Regions from separate parts of the Mus musculus genome. Here all the other regions are linked to region 2. The links are chromatin loops, found by intact Hi-C in ENCODE. Cell type or tissue: heart. All regions are shown on one strand. Links, peaks and the distances in the headings refer to the core of each region. The heading gives the core; the rest is flanking DNA.

Region 1 (6,140 bases), core at 586-5,585, 620 kb after region 2:
TTTAAGCTACTGTAGTGTTTCTTTGACAAACTTGGGTGCCTTTGTACTTGGGACAAAGATATTATGAATTGCAATATCTTCTTAGTGGACTTTTGCTTTGATGAATATGTAGTGGCCTTTCCTATCTCTTCTGATTAGTTTGAGTTTAAAGTCTATTTTGTTAGATATTAAAATGGCCACACTAGCTTTCTTTTTAGGCCCATTTGCTTGGAATATCTTTCCAACCCTTTAACCTGAGATACTGTCTATTTTTTGATGTGGACGTGTGGTTTTTGGATGCAGCAGAAGGATAGCTACTGTTTTTGTATCCATTCTGTTAGTCTCTGTCTTTTTATTGGGAAATTGAGACCAGACCGCTGGTGGTCTCAATGGCCAATGATTGTTGATTCCTGTTATTTTGTTGGTGGTGTTGACTGTGTGTATGTGTTTTCCTTCTTTTGACTTTGCTGGTCTGAGGTTATTTATTCCCTGTGTTTTCATGGTTGTAGTTAACCTCTTTAGACTGGAGTTTTCCTTCAAGAAATTCTTATAGGGCTGGATTTGTAAATGTTGCGTAAGTCTGGATTTATCATAGAGTGTTTTATTTTCTCTCTCTATGGTGACTGAAAGTTTTGATGGGTATAGGTATCTGGGCTGGTATCTATGGTCTCAGAGTCTGCAGCACATCTCTTCAGGCCCTTCTGGCTTTTAGAGTCTCCATTGAGAAGTCAAGTGTAATGCTAATAAGTCGGACTTTATTTGTTACTTGGTTTTTTTTTTTTTTTTTTTTTCCTCTCAGTGTTTACTTTTCCTTCTTTTGCTTGGTAGGTTTAGCATTTTGATTATTATGTGGCAAGGGGACTTTCTTTTCTGATCTAATCTATTCCATGTTTTATATTCTTGTACTTTTATCTCCTTTCTTCTATGATTTTGTTGAAAATATTTTTCTGTGCTTTTGACTTGTATTTCTCCTCCTCCTTCTCCTCCTTCTCCTCCTCCTTCTTCTTCTCCTCCCTCTATTCCTATTATTTTTAAAGTTGGTCTTTTCATAGTGTCTCAGATTTCTAGGATATTTTGTATCAGAAAGTTTTTAGATGTAGCATTTTTCTTTGTTTATTCTATGTACCCTCAACGACTGAGATTCTCTCTTCCATCTCTTGTGTTTTGTTGGTGAAACAGGCCTTGGCAGATTCCTGTTTGAATTCCTAAATTTCTCATTTCTAGAATTCCTCAGTTAGGGGTTTCTTATTGATTGCACTTTTATTTTCTGGTCTTGAATAGTTTTATTTGCTTTTTATGTTTGTTTTCTTGGACTTATTTAAAGGGCTTATTCATTTCTTCCTACTGTTTTTTGTTTTGTTTGATTTTTTTTTGGATTGCTCTATTCATTTCTCCTTTAAGGGATCCTATCATCTACATACAGGCTGTTTTCAGTCTTTTTCTGTTTGTCAGGTATATTGGAATATCCTGGGCTGGCTGTGGTAGCAGTGTTGGGCTCTACTGGAAGACATATTGCTCCTAGTATTATTGTGTTTTTACAGTGGCATCTGAGCATCTGGGATGTGTATGATTACAGGTCTAGGTGATTTCTGGTTTTGCCTTTGTTTCATAGATGCTTTGTTCCTTGGTTTCTGTTTCCTCTCTGGATTTTAAGAGAATGTGGTGGCTGCGTATTGCCTTGTAGGACATTTTCTATGGACCTAATAGTTGTGGAAGTTTCAGGTCACATGTGCTTTAGGGTATTAGGAGATGACACTTATGGGACTAGGCTCCAGAAAGGTTTACAGAGGGAGGGAGAGTGAAGTGTTCAATCAGGATCTATTTATTTGATCTCCTTGCAAAGGGGATAGACAGTGAAGAGAAGTTCTGTTCCCATGCTGGTGTTGAGACTAGTGGATTGAATCTGTATCCTTGACCTGCTCAGCAGGCATGTGCTCAGGAATGGCTGCTAGCATTGGAGGCTGGGAACATGGGAGGAGAAGATCTTTGTGATCTCCTTGGGATGGGTTCAGAGGGTAAAGGGAGACCACAGCAGGGTGTGAGACTGTGGGGTTAGAGACTGGAGGAGAGGTAGGAAAGGTGAAGATTGCAGATTGGCTACCTGTTCTCCTGACAGGACTTGCCTTTGGGCTAGCTGGAGGTGGTGAGGCTGCTGGCACTAGGGGCTAGAATAAAGCAATGAGTTTGGCAGGGAGGTTGTTGTGTTTTATAAAAAGAAAGAGAAAGAAGGAATATGTTTGGTGGAGGCTCAGTATGGTGTGGGGGAAAGGAGATGCCAGGAAATGCCTCCGTGGGCCCACGCCGAGGCTTCCCGTCCCCCCTGAGAGACCAGCCACAGGATGGCATAGTATGGAATAGAGTTTATTCTGAGCATGGGGAGGGGAGTTGAGTGGGTAGTAGAGACAGAAAAGGGCAGAGAGAAAGGGAGTAGAGGCAGGCTATGAGCATGTGGAAAGCACGTGGAGAAAGGTGGGGGGATGGGGAGAGAGTGTAAGGAGCAGGAGCAAGAGGAGAAGAGAAAGGAGTAGGAGCAAGAGAGCAAGAGAGAGAGGAGTGGGCAAGCAGCCCTTTATATAGTAAGTCAGGTACACCGGGCTGTTGCCAGGTAACTGTGGGGCGGAGCCTAGACTAACTGCCAACAGAGGTGAAAGGGGAGGGTCTGTGGGATCCACAAGAGCTGTGGGCAGGTAGAAGGAGAGGGAAGGCTGCAGCAGGTGGAGGGTTGCAGCGCTGGGACTGGGCATGGAGGGCCTGAGGGAGAGAAGATCTGCAATCTACCTGGTTCCCTGGCAAGGGTGGCTTGTGTAGCAGGGAATGCTTGCAGGGTTTGAGTCTCAGCCCAGTTTTAGAATGTCATGATCAACTCCCAAAGAGACCATAACCAGTTCCAATCCTCCCCCCACACCACATTTCTGCCCTTTCTCCAACCTTAGGAAACAGCCAATCATTGTTTATCCTCTACCTTTGTCTGTTATAGTAATTTAATATATACTAGCTTGTATGATGTGTGGTCTTTCACTTGGCATACTTTTTCAAGGTCATCTATGGGATAGCCAACTACAATGTGGTCATCTACATATGTTATTCCTTTTTATTTCAGAAAATATTCTATTGCATGGGTTTATTGTATTTTAAAAATGCATTTAGTGTGTGTGTATGTCTGTGTGTGTGTAACTTGCTCACCTTTACCTAGATAATTATACTTGATAATCCGATTGAAAATACCACTCTCATAGCACCACCTTGTGGACAGCACTGAAAACACTTTCTTCGTCGTTCAGTTACCGAAGGAAAGAAAATGACACAAAGTTTTGTGGAAGTTTAGCATATACCATCCACCCCAAGTCCTTTTTTGGAAAGATATATGAGATGAATATTTTAAATATGATTAAACTGTAGAGATGAGGGTATGTCTCAGTTGGCAGAGTGCTCGCTTAGCATCCATGAAACACCGGGTCAAATCTCCAACTCTATAAACCAGGCTTGGTGGTACTTGTCTGTAATCCCCACAGTCAGGAGGCAAAGGCACGAGGAGCAGAACCTCAAGGCCAGCCTCAGCTACAGAGAGTTCAAGGCCAGCCTGGATGGGATCCATAAGACCCTATGCCTCATAAATAAGTAAGTTACTAAAGTAATTGGAACTCGATAATCTGAAAATAATGGGTTGAATCTAAACCTGGTCCTCTCTGATTTTTAACACAATCACTTACTAAAACTACCTGTTATTTAGATTGTGTCTGGTGACCACTAATGGTGCCTTAGGGATGTGCGACAGGATGCATTTCTGCAATCTGTTTTTTCATTTATTCTCCTGAAGTCGGGCTTTTTTTTTTCCCTTGAGTGGTAGGGATGGAATGCGATGTGAGACAAATGTTCCACCACTGACCCACACCCCGGATGGACACACAGACTAGTAGCAAGCCAGATGGAAACACCTAGAAGTGTACCACTGCTGCACTTGGGCTTTTCTGACCTCCTCTAGGGTCTGGGCTGTTTGTTTCCACCGTGACTTCTCTTTCACTAGTGCTTGTGTTCTGCTGCTCAGACTGACTCCTGTGGGTTTTTGGGAAGCCTTTCCCCCCACGTAAAATCAGCCTCCCCTTTCTCCTCTCTAAGTTCCTTTTTTCTCTCCTCCTCCTCTCTCCCTCTCTCTCCTCGCTCTCTTTTTCTCTCCCTTGTCTTTCCCTCTCTCCCTTTCCTCTTTCCCAAAGAATGTCAGACCAGAATATTTACAAATGTAAACTTAAACAATTACCATGCTGGAAATGCCTATATTTTATATAAGGTCTGTTTGTCCTCTGAGAGGTCCCTTAGAGGTCTTACATCATGCAAGTTCCTTTGATTTTTATCATGTCCCTCAGCATTGGTTCAGGCCCTGTGAAGTCCAAACTAACTCTAGCCAGTGGGAAGAGAGTCTCCCTCTCCCCTCTGCTCTCTACATACCTACCTTTTCCTCCCTCTTTTTAGCGAGGGAACAAAGTCAGTCTCCGGTAACTGCCCTCAATCTGCTCATATCATCCTCAGCCACACAGTCCTGACAACCATCCAGCTAGTCTCTGCACGCACTCTGGGCTCTTGCCAGTCTGTTTTCACACCAAGGCATTTGTTCAAAATGCAAATCCTGCCAGGCCTATTAAAATCCTTCTAGATCCTCGCGCCCCCTAGTGTAGAATGCCATGTGGTGCCTTGCCTGCCAGTCCAGCTGTTTCTCACCCTCTCTGCACCTTGTTCTCTGCACATCGGTCCTGTTGGCTTCTCCTTTGTTCTGGCAAACCCTCCACAGAGCGTCATACCCACTCGTTCGTCATCCAGCTCGTCACCCAGTTACCTCTGCTCAGCCTAAGCTGACTTCTTAGGAGATGCCTTATCCCAGTTTTTAAAATAAGATTGGCATACCACACTCCCTCCCTTCTAAACACTAACCTCAGTTTTCAGTTTCGAATCAGTGTGGTGGGTTTTCGACTCATGCCATCGTTTCAGGAAAGCATAAACCCCACGAGACGTAGGAGGCGGCTGGTACACGGAAGGAAATGGCCCCTATAGATCCATATTATACACTTGACCCCCAGTTGGGGGCGCTATTTGGGGGAGGTTCTGGAAACTGGGAAATTGCATCAAGGTGGAGGAAGATCACTGACCATGTATCCTTGAAGCTGTGTACTTCCCTGACCCCTTCTAATATCCTGTCCATCTTGATATGAACTTCTCTGTTCGGCTTTAGCTTCCTTACCGTGCTGGAAACCTATGAGACAATGAGCAAAAAAAAAAAAAAAAAAAAAAAAAAAAAAAAAAAAAAAAAAAGAATTCCTTAAGCTGTTTTCAGATATTTTGGTCAAAAATGACACGGAGACTAGAAAAATTGAATGAATGAATGAATGAATGAATGGTAATGTCTCATAGTAATTATGACAGTTGATAATATATACTTATTGTTTCTTATTTATGTTCAAGGTAAGGTTAGGTCCAGGTGTGACTAAAAGTTCTATGATCTGGACAGGGCAATGCAAGTCTCATCCAGTTGCTTTGGGCTGTTTCTGAAAGATGAGGAACCCCACACCTGCCTGCCCCTTGCCTAGTACTATCTGGTCTAGTGACATCAGTAAGCTTAAACTTAAAGAATTGTTTCCATGTTTCTCCTCTGATAGTGTACTATTATTCTGAGTGACATACTAGTCTAGGTTTGTCTTAGGGTTTATAGAGCTGTGATAAAACATCATGACCAAAAGCAACCTGAGGATGAAAGGGTTTATTTTAATTCACAGCTTGAAATCTATCATCAAGAAGTCCAAGCAGTAACTGGAGCAGCAGCCTGGAAGGAAGCAGGAGCCCATGCAGAGGCTACGGAGGAGTGATGCGTACTGGCTTGCTCCCCATGGCTTGTTCAGCCAGCTTTCAAATAGCACTCAGGACTACCTGTCCAGGGACTGCACCACCCACAATGGGCTGGGCCATCCCACATCAATCAATAATGAAGAGAATGCACTAATAAGCTGTGTACAGGGAAGCCTAGAGAGACATTTTCTTAATTAAGAATCCCTCTTCCCAAGTGACTCCAGCTTGTGTCAAACTTGTGTCAAAGTGATGCAAAACTAGACAGAGCAAAGTTGATATTTCAAAAAATAAATACCTCTATCTTCTCATCTTCCCGTCTGCACTTAAAG
Region 2 (6,140 bases), core at 456-5,455:
GCAGATGCTAATTGCAACAAAAACTCCCAAACCGACTGAGACTAAGAGGACAAGGCCAGAGGTGGCAGGTTTCTGCCGCAGAATTTAACCTCTGTCATCTCCTGCAGCCAGAAACAAGGTTGTGAAGAAAATCCAGTCCACAGCCAGAGTAATAAAGGCAGTTGAGTTTACACCCTGATACTCCTATTGTGGGGATATAAAAGTTCTGATAAAGAGTGGAACCTGAGGCACAGGATAGGAACCCAAGATGGTACTCTAAAGTATGTTGGTCCTGTAGACACCTACAAACCTCTAGTAACATAAGTGTCCTGTCCCCTAAAACAAATACCTACTTCCTAGGGAATGTTCAATATGCTGGAAATTGGCTCCTTTCCAGTGATTATGGCCACATGTCAGTAGAGCTCAGAAAGAGAAGTAGTCCTCAGGGAGGACGGAGATTTGCCAGAAAACTGAGCCACGGTTGTGTTCCTAGGACAATACTATCTGCAGGGGATGGTGTGATGGATCCTGGTTTATTGCCAACGTATGGTACTGTTCTGTAACACCAAAGGCCAAGTGGTGGCTCTGAACCAGAGGTAAGGTGGGAGTCAATGTCACAAAACCGAGCAAGACAGAAAAAGAAGCCAATGCATCCCACCTGCAGGGACCTTTGAATGATGCCTGCCTGAGAGGCCACACACGTGGCTCATGGGATGTGGAAGGTGGAGCCCAGCGCTTCACACATTCTGACAAGTCCAATACCAGGGCCTATATCCCTGGCCCTCATTCCCGGAATTCTGTAATGAGGAAAGGATATTTATTACCTACATCTTGACATCTGTGGGCTGATGTCATTATCAGCTTCCAGTTATCATTATCAGCTTCCAGCATAATCATTTACATACTCAGTTACGCAGGATAATTTTTAGTGACAAATAGCACAGACCCAGTTGACAATAATTTGTGCTAGCTGACCCCGCCCTGGCAGACTCTGAGGAAGACGTGACGGTTTCATCCTCTTACAACTGCTCTGCTTTCTCTCACAGCTCTACATCTCCTGACAATTGCAATCTCACTTTCCCTGACTCCATACTTCACCTTCCTGTCTGTCCCCAGCACAGCCGGACCTTACCCTCCACCCTTGTCCGCTTACCTCAGTGTCTCTATGGTCAGAACAGCCAACCACAACAAGGCTTCCACTGGCAGGAAACAGTCTTCACACTCTTGGGATTTCCTATTATGTGATGTGCAACCTTTTCCAGAAACAATCGAACCTAAAAATAGAAACCGCCTGGATCCACCTTCATCTCAATACAATGACTCCGTGGCCGCTGTAACTGGCCTTGAAGCAGTGCCAGGCACTTTGAAATCCCGAGGCTCATCGGTGTGAATGAAGGAAGCGCTTCCAGGGACTCCCAAGCGAGGGGAGGCTGCTGTTTACTTATTCCCTAGTCTTTGTTATTTTGTTGGCCTTTGCCAGGAAAGCCTGGGTAGGAGGAAGGAAAGCAAGAAGGGGATCAGAGGGGTGCAGGAGATTAGCAAGCAGAATTGGTGACCCTGGGGGAAGAGACTAATTCCCAGAGGAATTAGGTGAGTTTTTGAAGGATGGGGTTGAACTGGAGAAGAGAGGGAAAGAGAAGCAGGTTGAAACTGGATTTTCAGCGGCCCACGTAGTTGGAGTGACTGGGCCTTCACAGCTGGATCATGGCTTCTGGAAATGGAGCAGGGAGGAGAATCAGTCCGTCTTCAAGTCACTACCAGGGTCAGCAGTTACTGTTTCTCTCTCACCATCCCCTGAGAAGTTCCCATTCTCTTCTGTGTGGAGGAGGAGACAGAGGAAGGGACAAAAACCTGGAGAGGGCAGAAGCACCTGCCCACCCATGTGAGACAAGACAAAAAGCAGAAGTTAATCAGCGTGCACCGGCCCCTCCATAAAGATCCCACCCCACTGGAGTGTGTGACCAACCTGGGAGAGAAACTGGGAGTTCTCAACAATGATGCTAAGAGCCATGACCTTGAAATTCAAAAGCAAATAGAGAAGAGATGAAGACCCAGGAGACCCGAGCTTGAAGTTATCCCAGGAGAAACAAGCTGAATATAAGGTCTTCCCAGACTCAGCTCAGAGTCAAACAGCCTGTCTTCTAACCCCATTTCCTCCCATCACCAGCTGGGAGACTTGGAAGTCGTCTTTCCTTTCCCTGAGCGGATACCCATTTCATTAGGTTCATTAGGTGAGGGTGACATGAGGTGGGAGCAAACAGCTCTATCTCCATACACCCCGTTAAGGGGCTTTGTGGGCAGAACCAAGACTCACCCAGAAAGATGTGGTCGGTAGAAAATAGCTTTTACACGAATCTAGGCCTGGATGGAGAAAGAAGACATGTTAAAAAACAAACAAACAGACAAACAAAAAAACAAAACAAAAAACCCAAACAAACAAAAACAACTGGCAACAGGGAAGGAGCCTGGTGCTTGTATACACGGTGCCTGGGGTACTCAAGAGGACGTGGGAAAGTTCTCCCCGTACAAGCATCCAGCAAATACAGGGAGATCAATAAAACCAAATTACCACCGTTTTGCAGCCTCCAAAGAAACAATGAAAGTTAACAGTGACCGTTATATCAGTTACTAATTTACTGCCTTTAAACCCTAAGTCCACCGTTTCAGTGCTCTGGGGTCATTCATTGAAGGAATTCGAAACACTTCTCCTTCCCAACGCGCATGATTTGACGCTTCATCAGTAGAGGGCGCTAAAGAGACACTACAGGAACAAGGGGCTTTTCACTTGGTTTTACTCCTGGTGTCTGACCTCCAGCAGTGCACATGTAGGCTCATCAGCCAGGCCATGTGCCATCAAGATCGCTACAGTGTACAGTCCTTCTCCCGGATCCTCTGCCTGGACTCAGAGACCCCTTGCCTTCACCCTTGTAACGTACCAGTTTTACACAGACCTCCTGACCACTTTCCATCTACAGCTGGCTGACAAGGCAGCAGGACTTTGTTTCTTAAAGCCCTCCAAGTGTGAATGCTTCACACGAGTCCTTACACTTCCTATTTGTGTATGGTAGGTAAACAGCCATAGCCTCAGCTCGCCTGTACCTTTTGCATCCTTCCCTTCTTGCATGGCAAGTATGAACATGCACCTACCAGATAGCCTAGTGTCCCCAGCTACTGGCTATTGTGCCTCACTCAAGCTTTTGCCTTCAACAATGTCAAAAGTCCGGCCTTAGGGAGAGCCCCTATTTCAGGGTTGTTTTTCTTTGCTATTCTCCCTCAGATATAGGGTGCCCTTCAGAAGCAACTTTACACCTCCACAGCTATTATTTTAATAATTCTGTATATTAAACTTCCGTTATTTTAAATTACTATATAATTTTCTGTTTCCCAAAGTAGGCCCAATGACATGGGTGGGGGGTGCGTGGTAACGTCATGGAGAGACAGGAAAATCATGTGGCCTTGCTGGAGGTCTAAAACATAGCAGTTCAAGTGTTCTGGACAAAATATCAAGCCTGATTCTTGTCCAGCCTTGGATCTGACCAAACGTTTGAGAGGAAAGGAACGCGTTAAATGACACCATCAGATACAGCCACCAGATCAAGGCTCAAGAAAACCTCATGAGAAGAACAATCAGAATTCTCCAGTGTGACAGAGGAGAGAATCTGCCTGCCATCTGTCTGTCTGTCCATCCATCTATTCATCTATCTACCCATCATTCGTCTGTCTATGGCTTTTTATCCAATTAGAATTAAAGACTCCATTGCACACTGATTCTGGTAAAAAAAAAATGGAGGCAAATGAATTTAACTGTCTGGATATTTGATAATATTAATTATCTTTTTTAAAAAAAATAAGAGTTAATGAAGGAAATATTTGTTGATATTATAAAAATTCTTTTTATGTTTATGTGTGAATGGTACATGGGAATTTTCTTCAAAATAATAGTTGTATGAGATACAAGTGGATGGGAGTCTGTACTGTCCAGGACTCAATAATACTGAAGCTAAGTGATGAATACATGTGTTATTAAGACCATTTTTTTTTCCACTTGAGGTAGAGTCTTACTGTATAATCCAAGCTGGCTCCCTGTGTGGCCCAATCTACGTCAGTCTTCTGAGCACTAGAATTTTATAGGTACCACCATTTTTAGCGTCATTTTTTAAAAAAAGTCTGCAAACTGTTAGAGAAAAGGCAACATAACTGAAACATGAACATAGGGTAAAGAGAAGCAACGAGAAAAGTCTACATGCCCCAACACGCGTAAAATCACCCATTCAACAGCAGAATATCCGTGGGAGCATGGTTGTTACCACTGGTGCTACCACACCGGACAATCCAGCGGTATACATTTTCAAAATCTCTGTAAATCCAATTGTTCTCGTTCCAGTTATCTACCATGGAGAAATTGTCACATACGTCAGCTAAAACACGTGTTTATTCCAGCAATTTGTAGAGTAACCAAACCCTGGAAGCAAAGCAAACATAGCCAGTGGAGAAGGGCCGAACAAGACCTGGGGAGCCCACACTGGGTCCTCAGAAAGAGTTAAAAGGGGAGATTACGTGGGCCACTGTGGCAGAGATCCAGACTACCGCTCACAGAGCAGGGTGTCGCATTTAATCTGTGTGTTGATCTTTTCATGAAAGTATATTCATATCGCTTGTAAATACATAGCAGGCAGGGGAGGCCCCCAGCTCTATAGCCTGAGCAGCTGAGTTTTGCAAACCTTTAGTCACAGGGCATCTGACAAAAAGCAGGTCCCTGGGTGCAGTGAGGCATGAATGCAGCAAACTGGGCTCATCCTTAGAGGGCGGCTCAGCACCAGGGCCTGTCCTGCCTGACTCCGGCCTCTTTAGTATACACCTAAGACTACATTTTGAGAGGCAGAAAACTCGGCCTTTTCCCTCTTCCAAAAGGTTTCTTCAACTATGCCTTGTTATGTGATCTTAGAAACCAGCTTACTTGGGTGCTTATTTGAGTGTTCAAAAAGCTAAGACAGTTGGTGGCCCATAATGCCCAGAATAGTTGACATCTTCTTAAGCTCAGTACTGAGGACAGCGTATTAACTACTTATCCATTGCTGCCTCAGGTCACGGGACAAGTCAAGAGAAGAAATTTTACTTTGATTCATCGTTAAAGAGAGACTTGAATCCATCACTACAAGGGGAATGCACGGGCAGCTCTTCACCTGACCATTGTCCAGGAAGCAGAGTTCAGGACTAGAGCCACAAGAGGATATAAATTTCACGGGCCTGCCCCTGGTGGCCCATCTAGTCTAGCATCTCCTCAGGAGTCTACAGCCTTCAAAGCAGCCCCCACAAACTGGGGAATCAAGTGTTTAAAACATGAGAACTAAGAATGCCATTGAGATTCAGAGCAAAACAGACAAAAGACTAAGCCCAGGAAAACGATTAAGGCTTGAGAATTGTGTGTGAGAACAGCATCCAAGTCAGGAGGCCTGCAAAGCTGCTTTGTAGCCATACACAAGTGACTGGCAACTGCTGACAAGCCACCACAGACAGGATCAAGAGCATGAGTTACTCCAGGCTTTGGGCTTTGGGAGGCAGCATTTATGGGGGAGGGGGTGTGTGGTGAGGGTTAGGGGAAGGGTTCCCTGTTCTACATCAGTTGATCATGTCAACCACGGTCATGGTGCTGAAGGACCTGCTAAATCTGGCCTTGTTCCTGCCTTGGCAGGCTGCCAGGCATAGCCAGGATGATGGAGGGGTGTTTTTACAAGTGTCAAACCCCAGGAACATTGTCTTCATCCTGTCTGATAAAGCCCAGAGTCCGACAAGCATCAGGGAAAAACACAGGTTCTAGTTCCATTCCAACCCCTGCAGGCCTGCTCACTAAAAACTTCTGACAATGTCAACTTAATAGTTGTAATTTCTCAGCCTTTATGTTTGAGAAACCATTCAGGGATGTAGTTTTCACTTTGAGTAGTTTTTTTTTTTTTTATTCCCAGATTTCCTTTCCTCAAGCAGCGTGAGAAAGAAAAGCAAGGTACAAGCAGCTAGAAGCCAGACACCAAGAAAGAGGTGATGGCTGCTCCATCAAGGGAAACAGGGGGTTACTGTGGGCTCCTGGTGGTGGCCTGGAGGGCTAACACTGAAGTCAGGGACAAGGGCATTGTGATCTGTAAGTGACTCCTGCCTCCATGGGG
Region 3 (6,140 bases), core at 714-5,713, 140 kb after region 2:
CCTCTCAAATGCTGGGATTAAAGGTGTGTGTCATCAGGCCAAAAAGACTGTGTTAATGTCAGTTGTATTTACTGACAGTCTGAGCACTTAATCTCTAGCCCCATTTTGGAACTGGTATGGTTATCATGCAATAACACATTTTAAAAAATACTTAACATTAGTTTGTTTCTTTTTTTTTTCCGGAATCTCTAAACGAGAGTTGTTCCTTAGTTGCTACTGAACTGAACATAATAATTGACAAAGTAGTTAAAGCAAATGATAAAATAAGTATTGGGTACTAGTGGTCAGAAGTGGTGAACCATGTCTATCCCTCAGAGGGCTGAGACAGGAGGATGGTAAGTCTGTGGCTAGCCTGGGCTACATAGCAAGTTTCTGTCTCATAAAACCTGAAAACCAAATAAATAGCTAGCAATTTATCTGCATTTGCCACATTTTAAGTTAAAGCAAAGATAGGGTTCTAGTTTTCTCAGACTTTTAAGCAATCTAAGAATTTAACAAAAGCACATTTTCTTGTTGTTTGTTTTTTTTCCCCTTTTCTGTTTTTTAAATTTAATTTAATGTTGTTTTTCATTTGAGACAGAATTTCATTGTGTAACCTGGGTTGGCCAACTAATTGTGTATGCCAGATTGGTCTCAAACTTCCGGCAGGCCTCTGCTTCTGGAGAGCTGAGAATCCAGGTATGAGTCACTATGCCCAGCTCAAAGGTATATTTTCTATTAGGGGCATTGCAAGGCAAACAGATCATATCATTAAAACTTGTTTTACAATTATCACATAATATGCTGCTCTGGGTAAGTTCCTCATGCTAGCTGACTACAGCACAGGGGCTTTAGTATTTTCATCTTATAGGGCCATTTAACCAGTCATTGCCCAGAACACATTGCCTGTTTTAAATCAGTATTTACGGCTAACTTAGCATATAGAGACAACATTTACACACAAGGAGTCGGGGCCATGTCTTCAGCACTGTTTGATCGAAGCCAGCCACTGAAGTGACCTACAGAATTTGGAGTCCCAAGGTGAGACTTTCCGGTGAGGGTCAGAGCAAAGTGAATTGTTAGCATACATCTTTGATTTAGGACTGGGGCTGGGGGCAGCTTCTAATATATAATGTTCTTCTGTAAGACTGGGCATTAGTTGGCAATTCAGACCTAACCTACGATGTTCATCCATCTTCCATGTTTAATTGGATTTTCTATCTAGAATCAGAAAACATTAGTTCTGACTTAGGAAACTGAAATCTAGGCTCATGGAAAGACATATGTGTATCAAGACGGCTGCTTGGACATCACATGGCTCTTGTAAAACAGAGGGGGCTTTCTCGAGTGGAACGTAAATGAAGGAACTCCTAAGGCTTCCTCTTATACCTCCTCTGAAAGTTAATCTTGCAAAATCAGTGGATGACTGTCTCAGGAAGGAATACACAGGACTTCAGATGGCTCTACCTCCCTGCTGATCACCTTTAGTTTAGATTTCCCTTAGCTGTGGCAGAGGGAGGGCCTTCCAAGATAATTGATGTTTTAGGATGCAGCAGATAAAGACTGCAAAAAGAGGCCTTATGCAGACAGGTCTCTGTGCATGCTGGCCTGCCACTTACAATGCAGCCCAAACTAGCTTTGAATTCACAGGCACCCTCCAGCTTCAGCCTCCCAAGTATTGAAATTACAGGTGTGAACCACTATCATTGTAAAACTGCACCGTGTTTTAACAAAAAAAAAAAAAAAAAGAAAAGAAAAGAAAGAAAGAAAAGAAAAGAAAAAAAGGAAAAGGAAAAGGAAAAAAAAGAAAAAGAAAAAGAAGAAGAAGAAGAAAAAGTCTTGTTAGACTTGAAAGATGGAGGGAATCTCTCCAATCCAGGGTAGGACAGCCATCTTCTTCGTAGATATTTTCAGTGTTAAATATAAAGTTCTTCCCTTAAGTCCCAAATCTCCCCCTTTTAAGCTCTGGGGAAATGGTTAACATTCTGCTGAAATACTTTCATGTTCAACTTCCAAATTAGCTGTGAATTCCTCTTCCTTCCAGCTTCCTTCCTGGGCCTCCTGGTTCCGCTTGTCTTCTTGAATTAACCTCCCCTGAAGGCCAGGAGCCCTGGAATCTCAGCTCCACTTCTGAGATAATTTCTGCAGGAAAGCAAGTTTGGCACAGCTCGTTTTAATATCCACCGTGGCAGTGGGTGGGAGTGTGGGGGTGGGGAGTGAGGAAGAAAGGAATACAACCCTACTACTAGCCTGGAAATTGGACTGGAACTTCTTGTGTTAGGCTTCTGAAACCTACTCATTACCCAGCAGAGTGCTAATGAGTACTCCATATGATAAACGTTGGAAGTCAACAACAGATATTAAAAAAAAAAAAAAAAAAAAAAAAAAAAACCTTCTCCTTCTCAGTCCAGAGTCTCCAAGACGATCCCTGGGGCTTTGGGGAGTTTTAGGTGGGTGGTATTTTAAGAACAGAAAGGAAGAGGTCGCACGTGGACTGCCAGCTCTGAAGTGCGCTTTTACTTTCCTATAGCTTTGCAAGAAGCCTCAGGCTGGCTGAGGGACAGCAGCAGCAGCCGGACAGGAGGTTGGCAAAGTCACAAAGACTCATGAAGACTCCTAATTCCTAAACAATAAATGACCATGAGGGTCTAGGCAAGATTTGAACTGGAAAGCAATGGATGCTAACTCTAGCTTGTCAAAGACGAACTTTACCCAGCTGCTAGCACCCAGCCGAGGTCTCACCTGTTTCAAAGGAAGGTCCAGAGGGAGGATTTGATGACGAGGTCTCCGAAGCCTCCTGTGAATTCCGGCAAGTGTAGTCCCCACAGCAGATGATATACCTGAGGTCTTGATGGCATTTGCTTAAGTGACAAGTGCAGAGTGTGGAATTGTCAACATGTTGTTTGGCAGGGTAGTTACAATTCTTCTGAGATCACAGGATTCTGAGTGTCAGACCGTTTGATTGGAAAAGTCAAGGGTACACTGCCCCATGTTTGGGAATGTTTTTAAGGCTCACCCTAACTACTTTGTAAATATGATATGGGTTAAAGGTTCATTTATATGTGTTATACTAATTAATTAAGCAAGATTGTCCCATGGTAAAAAATCAAAGCCTCATGGCAAACCAAGAGGAGATCTTTGATGACTTGGTATAAAAAATGCTTCAATTATTTGCAGAGGTGTTTTTAGCTCACACATAATATTTTAACTTTTTATGGATGTATACAACTCTGCACATTTTATAAATGTGAAAAATCAGGTAGCTCATCACAATCAGAACAGAGAGTAATTCTCTTATTCCCATACTTGATTCTCCCTCTCCTCCCCCCCTTCATTGTTGTGGAGATAGGGTATGCGTGTGTGTGTGTGTGTGTGTGTGTGTGTGTGTGTACATGTCACACCATACCTACAGAAGCCAGAGGACAACTCTGGTGTCTGTTCTCTCCTATGTTTCTATGGTTGAATTCAGGTCACAAGACTGGGTTGTAAGTTTGTTTAGCAGCTGAACACCAACTTTGATGCTCTACTCTCTAGAGTCAAACCCTCCACCCTGACCCTCACCCCCATCTTGCAACCCCATAGTACAGTTTCGTCTTTCCCCAAACTTTATTTTGTTTTTGTTGTTTTTGTTTTGTTTTGTTTTGTTTTTGAGACAGTTTCACAGAGACTGACGTCCAACTCCACATTTGGTTGAAGCTGACCTTGAACTCCTCTTCTGCTTTCCAGTCCTGTGCTAAGATTACAGGTTATGCCACCAGTTTTTGAGTTGGGTTTCTCTCACTTAGCGTTAAGTATTTGGAAGGCACACTGTTGGGTATCCAATGATGCTTTCTTATTTACTGATGAATAAAATTCCATTGTGTGGCTGGACTGTGGAGATTTTGGAAGATTCCAGTCTGTTGACATTTCACAGACTTAAATGTTTGGAAGCAGGGATGTTTTATTTCTTTGGGTAAATAGCTAAGAGGCCGCTGCGTCCTAAGAACTTGTTCCTGTTTTCCGTAGTGACTCTAGCTGTATTCTTTCCAGGGATGTGTGGAAGTCCACTTGCTCAGGCTACTTGCCTACATTTGGAAATATCAATTTGTTTGTTTTCTTTAGTCATTCCAACAAATGTAATTTTGTTTGCCTTTCTGGGTTGTTTATATTAAATTACTTTGTTATTTCAGACAGGGTCTCACTATGTAGCCCAGGCTGGTTTAGAACTTGATATGTAACCCTGACGTCAAATCTAAACAGTCCCCTTACCCCAGCCGCCTAAATGCTGGGATTATAGGCCTGAGCCATCACACCCCATGACGGTTGCCTTTTTATTCTCTTTAGAGTGCCTTCTACAAAGTACCTGTGGAAGAAGACCAATAGATCAACTTTTTTGTGACTCCTGCCTTTGACATTTTATGTAAGAAGTCCTTACCTTGTTCAAGGTCAGAAAGGTTTTCTCTTACAACTCTTCTAGACGTTGCATGGTTTTGTTTGACTTTTTTTAAAGATACTGATCTGTGACTCATTTTATATTATAACATTCTTAGAATTTTTTAAAGAGAGGTTACTCATTAATTGAATCAACATGTCCATTTAGCCCCTGGTATATAAGCTTAGCATTATGAGATATTTTTTATCAGAGGTATATCCAGTATTTCATGTTCTTTTATCAGTCAACAAATATTGATTAATGTGGTATTTCACTTTCATTACAGCTTTCTGAGCATTTTAGAAAGTCTGCTTTGGACATCCTGCATCCCAGGTCACATTCACAGTCATAGCAGTTTGCCCATGAGTAGTTTTCATTAGTAGCCTACTGACAGACAGACGGACCGTCAAGGAGTCTAGAGTCCAAAAGAATAACTATTTTGTATCTCCTTTCAGAAGAATTCCAGTTTTTCCCCTTCCCAAAAACATTTTTATGCTAGTATGATGGCCCATACCTGCTTCCCCAGGACTTAGGAGGCTGAGGCAGAAGGATTTCTGTGAGTTTGAGGCCAGCTTGGACTACATAGTGAGTTCCAGACCACCCTAAGCTACATAGTGAAACCCTGTCTCAAAAAACAGATTTTTTTTCCTCTGACAAGCAAAGTAAGGAATAAGAGGGAAGTAATGTGTCAGGTTTTCGAAGCTTACAGAGTTCTGTTCAGCATCCCTGCCTGGTCTTCAGAGATGTTAGATTCTGTAGAGGACTACCAAGACCTTAGAGGTCACCTTGCCTTTATCCAATCACTTAATCAAGTCAACAAGTATTAGTACTCAACACTTCCTATGAGCCAAGGACTCATAGTGCATGTCAATGAGAAAAATGAACATCCAGCCAACCTCCTGGTATAAGGTTATTCCAGTGCAGTGGCTGAAACCAGGGTCTCAGATTTCCATCTCCTTTAGGCATCCTCACACCCTGCGAGGTCCTAGAATCCGGGTCTTCCCTCCAAGCAGTGCTTGCTTTAATGAATATCAGAATTTGTCTTTGATTTTGAGGAATAGACTAAAGCTCAAGGGAGGGGATTAGCAGGAGAGACACTGTGGGGAAGTGAGTTTAGAGAATAGCTTTGAATAGCAGGTTTGGAGGATAAAGCAATCCAAAAGTACGGTTTAGGGAAAAGAATGTTAAAAAGAAAGACTAGCAGGGTATGGTAGCTTACAACTGATCTCTATACTTGGGAAACCAATGCAGAAGGGTTTCCTTGAGTTCAAGGGCAAAGTGAGCCACATTGCAGTGACTTCCAGGCATTTCCAGGAGGGGTTTTTATTTATTTATTTATTTATTTATTTATTTATTTATTTATTTATTTATTTTTGGTTTTGATGTTTTGTTTTGTTTCTTGCCAAGCTTCTCAGTTTATTTTATTTTTTATAATTTTTGTCATTTTTTAAAATTTAATTTTATTTGTAATTCATTTTTTGCACTCCATATTCCATTCCCTGCCCCTCCTGTCCACCCTCCAACTGCTCCACATCCCACACTTCCTCCCCACCCCATCTCCACGTGGATGCCCCCAACCACCACCCCACCTGACCTCTAAACTCCCTGGATCCTCCAGTCTCCTGAGGGTTAGGTGCATCACCTCTGAATGAACACAGACCCGGAAGCCCTCTACTGTATGTGTGTTGGGGTCCTCATATCAGCTGGTGTATGCTGTCTGTTTGGTGGTCCAGTATTTGAAAGATCCCGG
Region 4 (6,140 bases), core at 539-5,538, 330 kb after region 2:
ATCAGTGGAAAGAGAGGCCCATTGGTCTTGCAAACTTTATATGCCTAAGTACAGGGGAACGCCAGGGCCAAAAGTGGGAGTGGGGGCGGGAGGAGAGTGGGGGGAAGGGCATGGGGGACTTTTGGGATAGCATTGGAAATGTAAATGAGGAAAATACCTAATAAAAATTTTTAAATTAATACTTTTTAAGATAATATTGGCAAGAATTCGAGAAATTAGGACTCTTATACATTACCTATTGAGATTATTGATAGAACCTTTGTGAGAAAAACAAAAAGACAATGTCTCAAAAATTAAAAATAGAGGAGCTGGAGAGATGGCTCAGAGGTTAAGAGCACTGGCTGCTCTTCCAGGGGGTCCTGAGTTCAATTCCCAGTAACTGCATGGTGGCTCACAACCATCTATGATGAGATCTAGTGTGCCCTCTTCTGGTAAGCAGGCATACATACATGTAGGCAGAACACTGTATACACAGTAAATAAATCTTTAAATTAAAAATAGAACTATTATATGAACTGTAGACTTTACTGTCATGTATACATCCAAAATTAATCAAGAACTCATAGAAATTTCAGGAATCCCATCTTTAGTGCAATATTATTTTTGTATTTCACAATATGGAAACAACCAATATATTCATCAGCAATCCACAAATGAGTGGAGAAAAAGAAACATTTAGCTTTAAATGAAAAGTGTCTTCGGAACAATGTGACAGCATAAATTAAACCAGAGGAGGTCATACTGAGAAAGAAGCCAGTCAGAGAAGAAGATGCCTTGTGATTCGACTGCAGTGGAGGGTGGAAGGAAGCCAATCCGAAAGTCGAAGGGCAGTTGTCAGGAGCTGGGGCAAACGGGAGCCAACTGAGCTGCAGGTCGGTGCTGCAGAATTTCAGTTCTGCAGGCTGAGGACGAAGGTCTGGGAGATGGTTTGCCTAGCATATGCGAAGCCACATTTTATACTCAGCTCCAGAAAAGAAGGAAGGAAGGAAGGGAGGGAGGGAGGGAGGCAGGGAGGGAGGGAGGCAGGGAGGGAGAGAGGGAGGCGGGGACAGGGACGGGGACGGGGGGGGGGGACGGGGGGGGGGAGAGAGAGAAAACGAACCATTCAGTTGTGTTATGTCTCTGGTTCACAGCATGCAGTGCACGTGGAAACTGTAAGTGTTCATCAGTCATCATATGCCAAAGAGAGAAGTATTTTCACTTGGGTTACCCCTATAATTGTGCAATGACAAATTATAAGCTTATATTCTGTCACTAATCTATCAAACACTAGTGAAAGTCAGTAATTTTTCTTACCTTGTTTTTTTTAAAGATTTATTTATTATTATATCTAAGTACAATGTCTTCAGACACACCAGAAGAGGGCATCAGATCTCATTACAGATGGTTGTGAGCCACCATGTGGTTGCTGGGAATTGAACTCAGGACCTCCAGAAGAGCAGCCAGTGCTCTTAACCACTGAGCCATCTCTCCAGACGTTTGTTTGTTTGTTTGTTTTTTAAAATCTGTTTAGGGAGCTAGGAAGGTGACTCAAGGGCTAAGAACACTTGTTGCAGGACCCATGTACAGTTTCCAACATTTCAGATGGAAAAAGTAAATAAAATTCCTGGTATTTCTTCCAGCTCCCTGAAGAATCACTGTACACACACCCTCGGGCTGTATGCTGTATCTCTGAGACTTGGACATTTAGATTGAATAAGTGGTCCACAGTTGCATACGTGACTGTCCATAAGATAGTTTGCTTTTTCAAAAGTAGGTAGGAAGGTAGCTCCTTCTTGTTTGTTTGTTTGTTTGTTTGTTTGTTTGTTTTTCGAGACAGGGTTTCTCTGTGTAGCCCTGGCTGTCCTGGAACTCACTTTGTAGACCAGGCTGGCCTCGAACTCAGAAATCCGCCTGCCTCTGCCTCCCGAGTGCTGGGATTAAAGGCGTGCGCCGCCACCACCCGACAGCTCCTTCTTTCTTATTCTCCACTTTTTAAACTCACGATTTTTGTCAAAAGAGCTACCAACTTTCGTATGACACGAGCTAATAGACACGTCAACGACGGCAGCAATTCGAAATCCCTACAAGATGGGTTTTTCCTAAGGTTGCTCCCAACACCTCAGTTACTTCCACTTCCAATGGCATGAAGGGGACACGTAAGTGATAAGAGCTTCAGGGAGACCTTTGTCTTAGTGCTGAGCTGCATGGTATCCAACTCCTGACAGAGAAGTGAGCGTCAGACATAACCATTTGATGAGCCAACATGGCTGAACTTTTAGATCTCTTTAGAATCAAAGAGCAGAATCTGCTGTTACCCAGTGATTCCCACAGAGGAAATTCTGTCTTTGCTCTGTGGAGAGAAATGGTCAGTAGAACGTCTTCACGAGGCTCTTTAGACACGCAGGCATGAGACGCCAGCACACCCACACAGACAATAAGCTTAACTGGTAATAATGTTCAGAGTGATTATATGGCTACTTGATTACTATAACCTCCACATATTGTGTAGGAAGAAACCCCTACCTGAAAAGAGTCTATCAAGGAAGGTAACCTGACTGTGAATATTGAATATCTCACTTCAAAAGACAGCTAGGCTAAAGTTACAAAGAAAAAGTAGCTTCCCCAGGGTGAGACAATCCTTCAATTTTGGTGGCACCAGAACTCCCCCTCCTTCCTTCCCTTCCTTTTCCCTGCCCCACCCCATGTTTCTTCCTTCCCTTCACCCTCCACCACCTTCTTCCTCCCCTCCTCCCCCTGTTGCTGTTCATTTTATACACACCGTAAGTGATGGTAATGTAACATGGAAATATTCTTACTTTGTTAGGCTCAGAGTATACATGTATCTCAACTTTAATGTTAGAGTTTTTGTTTTGTTCGGTTGGGTTTTACTCATTTTTTTTTTAAACCCAGTCTTGCAGTGCCGCCCGGCACGCGGCCCTGCACGCGGCCCTGCACGCGGCCCTGCATCAGCCTCCATCACTACTCTTGCCTCAGCTTTCAAAGCACGGCAGTGTGTTACCTCTAGCTCACTTTTAGTTTTAAGGTCATTGACTCGATCATGCTATGATTCTCATCTGCCTTGAGTTGTAGGCGGTCTGAAATCTATGAAGTGTTTGGTACTATGCGGTCAGCACAATGAGGGCACTTAGGAGAAGTCCGAATGTCGATTAAGGTGTTCAAACTCAGCACCACACACAAAATGCAGGAAATGGTTTAGTTTTGTGTGGTCTCCACCTGGTGGTTACAAATCAGAACACAGCCCTCGTTTCAGTTCCTCTGGAGATCTTTTTTGTTGTTGTTGTTGGGGAGGGCTGGGGTTTGCAACCAGGTCTTGCTCGGAAGGCATGCTGGCCTAATACTTATGTGATCCAGGCTGGCCTCACAGGCTCTCAACAATCCTCCTGCTAGACTGGAAATGGCCTAAGTGCCTGGATCACAGGTACGTGCTGTAATGTCTAATAAACTCTTAGGTTGATGTTTCCACACTGGAAGAGATGCATGGAAAGGATTGCCTGTCACCCTCCTACTCTCCAGCTGCTTTACAATAAACAGCATCAGCATCACCTGGGAACTTACTACAGTGTAGCTTTCCAAGTCTATCCCAGACCTATTGAATCACAGTTTGCATTTTTAACAAAACTCCCAGACATTGTGTATGCTCTATGAAGTTTGAGAAATCCTGGATTATTACATCCAGAGAAACTCACCTGAATAAATTTTAAGGTATTATCCAATACCTCAAAAACAGATGAACAGATCAAAGCAATCAGAGCCCAGTGTAGCTAATTACTGCATAAAGACTACAGCGGAGACATTATCATATTGTAACAGGCAGCATGATATTTTTTGTGTTTGGAAACAGAGTCACTCTAGATAACCCTGACGGTCCTAGAACTCACAATGTAGAGCAGGATAGCCTAAAACTCACAGATATATACCTGCCTCTGCTATACAAGAGTATAGGTGAAAGGCACGGGTTGCCACACCCCACCTCTTTCCCCTCTGAAAAATAGATATAATGATGATGTCCTTTTACATAATGCTAGATGGTTGAAGATGTGTTTCTATTGTGAATTATCTTTATGCATACTGGCCTGTGTGGGGGCCGTGTGCGTTTGCCCAAGGAAGACATCAGATCCCTTGGAGCTGGAGTTACAGGCTCTTGTGAGTTGTCAGACATGGGAGGAAGAGATAGAAGTCTGGTTCTTTACAAGTTCAGAATTGGTTCTTAACCCATGAGCCATCTTTCCAGCCCAAGAGCAGGCCTTCAGTGAATAACTCTAAGGCAACGTCTCCTACTTTCCTGGTAACACTGGAAAGAGAGACTTGACAAATGCCCTTTCTTAGAATTCAAAGTACTGAAGGAAAAGATGGAAATATCAGGATTTTGCTGAGGCCCATGAAGGAGAAGCTACATCCTCCTGGTGAAAAGAATAAAACCTGAATTCTACCTCTGACACTTACCTGTCCTAGAGATCAGAGCATTACAGACTATTTTTTTATTGTCTCATCCCTTAAGATTTAAAGGAGCTAGACCTGTCGGTCATTGGCCAGGAGATAAACACCCCCACAAAGGTTGATTCACCTTTTGATATGCCAGGACCATTGCATCATAATAAGCAAAGGCAGCCAATCTCAGCCCACTTATTTTGTATCTATGTCCATCATAATGTCTAGTCCAACTGAGAACTGTATCAAGGAAAGGTTGTTTGTCAGGGGCAACTTGAATACTGGGAGCAATAAAGGCAATGGCGTAGGTGTTGGTTTAATTAGCTGGAAGACAGTGCTAGACATTGGTTGCATATTGGAGGAGGGCACCTGAGGAATTAAGGCAGATGGCAGTATCTAGGTAGAGAGGGAGTTTGTTGCTGTTGTTCTTTGATTTTTGTTTGTTTATTTTTTTTAAGCAGCGAGTCATTTTATTAAAAGGAAGAAATTGAACTATGAAAGAAATAGCAAGAAGCCAAGACCATTTGAAGGATGGGTTGCAGCCTAGGGGTTTGGTGTTAGAGTGATAAGACTAAAGTCAGTGAAAGAAATCACCCTTTAGGCCAGAGTAGAAGGAAGACATAGAAGGTGTGAAAATACCATGAGATCTACTTGTTTATGGAGATGGGCTGTCAGAGGTCTGTCTTTTTTTTTTAAAGATTTATTTATTTATTTTATGTATATGAGTACACCCTGTAGCTGTACAGATAGTTGTAAGCCTTCATCTGGTTGTCGGGAATTGAATTTAGGACCTCTGCTCTCTCCAGTCGGCCCCTCTCACTCTATCTCAAAGATTTATTTATTATTATAAATAAGTACACTGTAGCTGTCTTCAGACACACCAGAAGAGGGTGTCAGATCTCATTACCGCTGGTTGTGAGGCACCATGTGGTTGTGGGATTTGAACTCAGGACCTTTGGAAGAGCAATCAGTGCTCTTACCCTGCTGAGCCATCTCCCCACTCCAGAGGTCTGTCTTTAAAAGGACGCTTGCTTAGAAGTTTAGAGCAAACTTTGCATGCAATTTCCTGGCATGTTTACCATTGGGGTGTAGGCCACTCTGATTGATATGAGATGGTGGCTATTTCTGCTGTTGTGCTCTTTCACAGTTTGGAGACATTTTTTATTGTTGCTGTTGTGGTTCTTATTGGTTTTCTGTCTGAGGATGCCCCTGAGCTAGACCTGCCTTTAGGGTCTGCTTCCTTTCTGGTGTCTGAATCACAACCTTCGCCGCACACTTTCTCTGGAGAGAGTAACAATCCTGTCGTGGGTGAAAGGCTGGCGTTCTCTTCTCTGAGCTCCTCTGAGCTGAGAAGGGGTGATGTAGCAGCTTTTGTGTGTTCCCTGGAGTGGGTTCCATGGAGTGCCATGAAAAGAGAACCACACTTCAGGGTGATTTGGGGAAATGACCTGTTGTTTCCTGGTCCAAGGGACTTGAGAAGTGGGGCTTCTGATGGTGATAGAAAAAAGTCTTGTTGAAACATCAAATGGGGATAGAACTGATGAGTCATGGAAGAAAAAAACTTGACCGTGAGTTAAAAATGTAGAAAACCAGTGCAGGGCATGAACAGATGGCAGTGAGTAGTTCCAGCACGGAAGGCAACCAGGGACAATCTCAACAAAACATTTGTTTTAGAATTCTGCCTGTCACCAGATGCTTGAGCCAGAGAC
Region 5 (6,140 bases), core at 639-5,638, 210 kb after region 2:
CTATCATTAATTTCTAGAAAATAAAATACCTAACTATTAGTAGCCTAAAGCAACGTGACTTTATTTTTATGCACCATTTCTTAGTGTCATGAATGCACCTTAGCTGAGTTGTGACTCAGGGTCTTTCCTAAGTGCAAGTCAAAATGTCAAGTGCTAAAGGCTGTAGCACTGGCCTCCTGTGCAGAAGGACCTAGAGTTAGTCAGCAGTCCTGACAAAGGTCAGTGGAGGGAAGAACCAGGACTACAGTCACAAAGAGGCATGTTTGGGGCTGTTGCTTCTCCTTCCAAGACATCTAACTCATATAACTGTTGATCGAAACCTTCCCTTCCACTCCAACTGTTAGCAGACCTTGGTTCTTCTTCCAAAATGAGCCCCAGCGTCAGTTAAAACATATCTATGAAATGACATGCAGTTATGTTTACCATATTTGGTTAGTACACAGGACAGGCACAGCAGGAAACACAGATCATCCGGGTCTAAGTTGAAGACAGACTACCACACCCTAGGAACTCCCTCAATGTCTGAATAAATGAAGTGAACTTCTTCAGACCACATCCCAAAGCACTTAATGATCAAAAAAACAAAGAGGACTCATTTATCTTAAGGAGGTCTTGGCTATAAAAATCTCTCTAGACACTGATTAGGATCACAAACAGTGTGAGTAAACTCGTCCACTTTGAATCTTTTCTTCATTCAGGAATATAAACTTAGAGTTGGGAAGACCAGATGACATCCGTGGCTTCCTGCCCACTGAGTTGGGACAGTGAGCTTCAGATGAGCTTTAGCTTTGCATCCAGAGCCATTGGTTGATCCACATGGGTGAGTGTACCTCTGTTAAAGGGCCATTCATGAACCCACGCATGCCGGCTGGTAGTAGAGCAGTAATTGTGACGTCCCCCTTTTTAATTCTGAGACTTATACTTTTCCTCTACATTCTATTCTCTCATATTAAAAGTAATACAAATCCTTGATTATCCCTGTGGATTTTTATAGAAGAGTCTCATATTTCATAAGAACTGTGTTCCCTGGAGCAAGATTCATGACTACATGGTCTTATCTCTTAATCACATGCTAGTTCCCTGTGTGGACTGTCCTTTCTCTAACCTCTATGTCAACCCTTAAAATTCCACCAGTCTTTCTAGTTCTAGCCAAGTCTTTCCTCCTTCCAGAAGGTTCCCTATAGAGGACTTGCTTCCCTGTTTGAACAGCCATATCTTACAGTCTTTTCACTGTATGGTATTGACTAAGATATGTCATACATAACTTTCACTCTCTTCTTCTCCAAAATAAATGTTCTTTAAATTATTAAAGGGTAGTGTTTAATTTTTGTTTAATAGAGTAAGAGTTTCAACTTACCCCAGGCTCTTGCTTTTTGAAAACTCTGAAATGTTTCTGAAGTATTCAACCTGTTGGTTTCTTCGTGTGCTTGCCTTGTGCTTATTATTGGTTTCAGTGTTTGTAAACTGTTGCATTTTAAAGGCAGGGGTGCCTTCCATGAAACTAGTAGGTTACATAGCCTAGTGCCTATATGTTTTCCCCTTTAACAAAATTAAATCCACTTACCAGATGCATTTCTAGAGCCTCCTGAAAATATGTGTCATGCTTATGTGTGGCTGCATTCCAGAGAACTGAATATGTGCTACGGAGCAAGAGCTGCGCTAGGGGCAGGGAGAAAACCCTTACAAGGCAAGAGAACTGAGGGGACTCTAAGCTCTGGGCTAAATGAAGAATGAGGCAGTGCTGTTTCAAAATGCTGAGTCCAGTAAGAAAAGAAAAAGAATTGAAGTGAGAGAGGTGTCTGCCCATACCCAGCAGATCACAGACTCATCAAATAGAGAAGGAGCTTCGGGGCATCTAGATTTACATTCTTAGTCAGAGCACCACCCTAGGTGGTTTCTAGGCCATTTCTTACCAGCCTCCACTCCTTGAGAGATCTTCAGACTATCTCAGAGTCCCTTGAGAAACCATCCCTTCCCTCGACTTCCCTATTGTCCTGTGGCATGAGACCTGCAGTACAGCTCTAGATCCGAGGGAGGTGAAGAGGAGGGAGGGTATGACTTTGCCACTCAGAAGTTGACAAACTGCCTGACCCCTTACAACTTTAGTTTTCTGCCCCTATAAACCTATAAACCTAGCCAGTAATACCTACGATCTGGTTCACACGTTAGTTGTTGCTCAACAAACAGCAGCTATTGAAACAGTACAGCACTGTGTTAAATGCATGGAATGTAGAGCCAGGCAGGGATGGCACCACACCTCGACATCTGCCTCTGTGTGGCAGAACTTTCCCATCCCAGGTTCCCGATCTCCCATACAGGGATGATAAGGATCATTTCACGGGCAGGGTTAATGAAGGGATGGCATGGCTCTTGTTCAGAGCTGGTTACATTACAAGCATTCAGTGGACGGAGGAGCAGTAAGTGGAATTGTCGTTATCACAATAAGGCAACGGGAGGCAACAGCTAAGACTGGTGAGCTGCTACTGAGCTCTCTGCCCTCAGTCTTCCTTGATTGTGAGATCTTAGCATCTCCATTCCCTTCTCAGTAGCTTAGAGACATCAGTAGTGGCTGTTTTGTTGGACTAAACCCACTGGTATATGCTCATTCCTTACAACACTGGCACACAGTAAATAATGATTATTGGACATTATCATCATAAGTTGCCCTCCTATCTCTAGTTTAGGGGGCATTTCTATCAGTAGTTTTAGAGCATGAGATTTTAAGCAGTTAAATAAATTGGAAGTTTGAGTGTTCTCTGATGACTAATCTAGACTACCATTTCCCCTGGAAATAAGTCAGGCTTTCAGCCATAAGCGGTTTGCAACTGGGCCCCAGCTGACTGTTTCTTCAGTGTGGACGTGTAAAGCAGACAGTGAACTGCGTCTTATAAATCAGTCCTTCCAGAGAGAGACAACAACATTGTCATTGTCTCCTTTCTCTGGCCCTTCATCTTAAGGGCCAGCCCTGTGGAGGGAAGAGACTTTTACAGTTAGACACATTGCTCACTCCCCTCCTGGGCTTCAGCCTGGGCAGTAGGACACTCCGAAGCTCCAGAGTGTACTGCAGAAACAGCATAAGCCACTCATTTAGGTCTGGGAAAGCTTTACAGCCCAGGAAGCATTCTCACCCCCACCCTCCCTCTTGTCTTCAGCCAATAATCTGGCAACTCAGTGATGTCACCCTGCTGTTATGCAAAATGACTTAACTGTTGGAAAGGTGACAGGAATTCCAGTGACTGCAGGATCACAATGAAACTGCTTAGCCGCTCACTTAGTCATATTACACATCACCGATAAGTCACTTTCGAGCTGTGATTAACCAACTGTGCAAACAGCACCACTGTCAGAACAGAAAAGTCAGGGCCCGTGCCTTATGCTCTAAATGATCATATTCAGTTACTGCAGTGTCTGAATCATGCCATCGAGGTGACCATTGAACATTCCAGGAACACCAGGCCTTAGAAAGGAACAGCTGTAGGAAAGACAGCACTTTCTAGCCTTAATTTTCAACAGAACATTTATACAAAATTACTTTGCCCGTCTCTTAAAATTAGTCATTTTAAACTCTTGACGATCTTACCAGTCGAAAGACAGTGGGAAGAGGAGGAGCCTGTGCCCTGCTCCGTGAGAGCAGGAGCTGCCAAGCCTCGTTTCTTTTGCTCACACAAACTGACCTCTGTCACTGGCCACAGGAGGTAGGTATCAACTTGTTCTACAGTATCAGTTGTTAAAACAATGCTTACATTTTTCTCATTTCTGATGTGTGTGTGTGTGTGTGTGTGTGTGTGTGTGTGTGTTTAACTAACCAACCCTGAAAAGCACAAAAGGAAGGAAACTCTTCACCATCCTTCCCTCCTAAAACTTAATACAACATAAATCCTTACCTGGCATTGTGGTAGGTGCTGGGCACTGAAAGACTAAAAAGACTCCCACACATGCCCCCGAAGGAGTCCACAGCGTAAAGTAATAGGGTGACTGACTCAAAAGCAGGCACTTAGCAGAAGCTGCGAATGTGAGCTGGAAGGAGCAGAGGGGTTTATCAAGGCAGATTATCCTAGAGCAGGCTACTCAAAGCTTAGTCCAGCAGATGACCGAAGAATTTATAAACTATGAAGACTAACTGAGAGCAAAGCCTTAGAAACGTTTAGAGCAATGTGACAGAGGAAATGCATTTCTGTTGGGAGTCAATAATTGTTTTCAAAATAGTGTTTTTATTGATTCCTTAAGAATTTCACTTTGTACACCCTGATTGCTCTCACTTCCCAGTCCTTCCATGCCCTCTTCCTCCTTTTCTCCTCCTCCAACAACAACAAGTCCAATTTGTATGGCTCATATACTAACTGGAGCATAGTTAAACTCCCAGTGGCCTGCCCCCTAAAGAAAATTGAGTTTCTCATCTGTGCCCTCCTCCAGAAGCCATCAGTTGTGAATTTTTAAGAGTTCTCTTTCGATGGTTCCTAATTAGGCTGCTACATCGAGACATCGGGAGGGATTATTACAGAAGCCTTCCAAGTCCCTCTTTCTCAGTTGGGCATCAGCAGTTATCGACATCACAAAGTAGCTTTCCTGCTCTTTATAGTCACCTGGAGCTTGGACTAAGGACTTTTCCCCATGGTTTCTGGCAACAGCACCGACCATGAATACGGGCCCTGGTACAGTAGGACCATGGCCCTAGGCAAAGTTCTTGGAGGCAGCCTAGACGGTGTATATCAACATGGCTTCAGTCTGCAGCAGGTCCCTGGAGCCAGACTTGGCCCCAGACAGCACCACAGCTTCAGGTGGGTAGCACACACCAAGCACGGCCCCAGGGCATGGCACAGACCAGATAGCCACAGAGCATTAGATGTGAGACAGGCCACCACCTGGCCCCTGGCCCCTGGTCCCTGGCCCCATCAGGACCACTGACCCACACATAGTCCTCATCCACATCACAGGACCGTGGTGGTCCTTCACGAAGGTCTAGTCCAGAAAGTGAAGCCTTCCTTATCTTGGCCTCTGGCACAGCCCAGAGTCTGAGAGATCCCACGGCCAGGGAGCAAGTTAGGGGTTGAGTCTGTGTCTTTGTAAATTCCATACTGCTACCCACTACCCAGCTGACCACACTGCACCTGTTTCACGGTGGACTCCAGTGCTCCTCACACCTGTCACCGGCATCATGTCTCCTTTCTACATTAAGTCATTCAACAAAATAGATGTTTGCTTTCATTTTCAAACATTAAAAAAAAATTGAGAAAAAAAAATGTCTTTCTGGATACAAACACAAGGATGATGGTAGTAAAATAGAAACAGAAACCAGTCCTAGGAAAGAGTAAGCATTCAAATATCAAGACAAACAGAATTTCTCTGATTTAGCGTCAGCCTTGACTCTGAGCTTTCTGCCCTGGGAGGAAGAACTTCAGAGTCACAATCAGTACAATTTCTGTTTTTATGATGAAGAAAGAAACATGTAAGTTTCTCAGCAACACATTTTTCCTGCCAGTAAAATCTATTTTGAAAAGTTTTAATGCCAAGGACAGCAAATGTTTGCGGTATGGTAGACATCAATCTAAATAGCATTTGTATAATAAACACATGAGTAATTTAAACTGTCTCTTACAGAGATCCTCATCAGTGAGTGTCAAGATATAACCGGAAGACTTTACCCAATCCAAGAATAGAACTTAGAAGACCCTAGAGGGGTAGATGAACGGCATGTGTTTTAAGGTTCTTAATAGCTCTCTCAGCCGAGCTTGTACAGGTAGTGTAAAGTCTCTTATTATCTGAAAAGTTATTCTATTCTTATTGCTGATTGCAGATCTATAATAAAACTCACAGTCTCAAAACAAAAGAAAAACAAGCAAAAAGGTCATACTTCATGCACACATTCCTTTTGACACTGATATTAGGAAACAAATTTATGTAATATTAGGTTATATATAATTATGTAATATTAGGCATCCTAGAATGGCTATTACTTTAGAAGTTATAAATAACATTTAATGTTCTTATTAGTCTTTACTTCATTGTCTGAATTGCTTTAATAAATATTGCAAAAGCTTCTGGTAGTGAGATGGATTGTTTATCAAAATATTATTACACTATATCCAACAAAAATTTCCTGGGATAAAATTTTCTTTCATAATGTAATCTATTTAAATAAG

The links. Peaks named below come from ENCODE experiments on the same cell type or tissue, not always from the same donor. Only the 100,000 strongest peaks of a DNase experiment are listed, where the experiment ranks them.
Region 1: a loop joins it to region 2, with 2.9 times the contacts of the local background. A loop is called at or near these places in 5 of 42 quality-filtered maps.
Region 3: it touches region 2 in a loop (2.0-fold over the local background); 3 of 42 quality-filtered maps call a loop at or near these places.
Region 4: a loop joins it to region 2, with 10 times the contacts of the local background. A loop is called at or near these places in 32 of 42 quality-filtered maps.
Region 5: a loop joins it to region 2, with 3 times the contacts of the local background. A loop is called at or near these places in 2 of 42 quality-filtered maps.

What each region holds. Positions count from the first base shown.
Region 1 is chr3:58,781,430-58,787,569 of GRCm38, forward strand. All of the region lies in intron 8 of 4930593A02Rik (RIKEN cDNA 4930593A02 gene), which reads left to right. Among named protein-coding and RNA genes, the nearest start is that of Gm40059, 40 kb to the right of the region's middle. In heart, for the core only: CTCF peaks have their summits at 3,226 (motif pointing left), 4,641 (motif pointing left) and 4,642 (motif pointing left); no DNase peak of the experiment used is centred there.
Region 2 is chr3:58,161,214-58,167,353 of GRCm38, forward strand. It overlaps Gm40056 (a long non-coding RNA gene), which reads left to right. Exons shown (of 6, transcript XR_003954487.1): 5 at 1,026-3,043; 6 at 5,064-5,849. 1700007F19Rik (RIKEN cDNA 1700007F19 gene) reads right to left here and starts at 2,594. Exons shown (of 6, transcript NR_040538.1): 1 at 2,549-2,594; 2 at 2,294-2,340; 3 at 1,133-1,253. In heart, for the core only: a CTCF peak has its summit at 2,737 (motif pointing right); DNase peaks (open chromatin) are centred at 1,338 and 2,758; H3K4me3 peaks cover 338 bases; H3K27ac peaks cover 2,447 bases.
Region 3 is chr3:58,301,851-58,307,990 of GRCm38, forward strand. It overlaps Gm32847 (a long non-coding RNA gene), which reads left to right and starts at 8. Exons shown (of 3, transcript XR_867323.1): 1 at 8-678; 2 at 4,303-4,403. In heart, for the core only: no CTCF peak of the experiment used is centred there; no DNase peak of the experiment used is centred there.
Region 4 is chr3:58,487,773-58,493,912 of GRCm38, forward strand. No RefSeq gene overlaps it. Among named protein-coding and RNA genes, the nearest start is that of Eif2a, 35 kb to the right of the region's middle. In heart, for the core only: a CTCF peak has its summit at 3,221 (motif pointing left); no DNase peak of the experiment used is centred there.
Region 5 is chr3:58,369,382-58,375,521 of GRCm38, forward strand. No RefSeq gene overlaps it. Among named protein-coding and RNA genes, the nearest start is that of Tsc22d2, 42 kb to the right of the region's middle. In heart, for the core only: no CTCF peak of the experiment used is centred there; a DNase peak (open chromatin) is centred at 3,190; H3K4me3 peaks cover 994 bases; H3K27ac peaks cover 3,301 bases.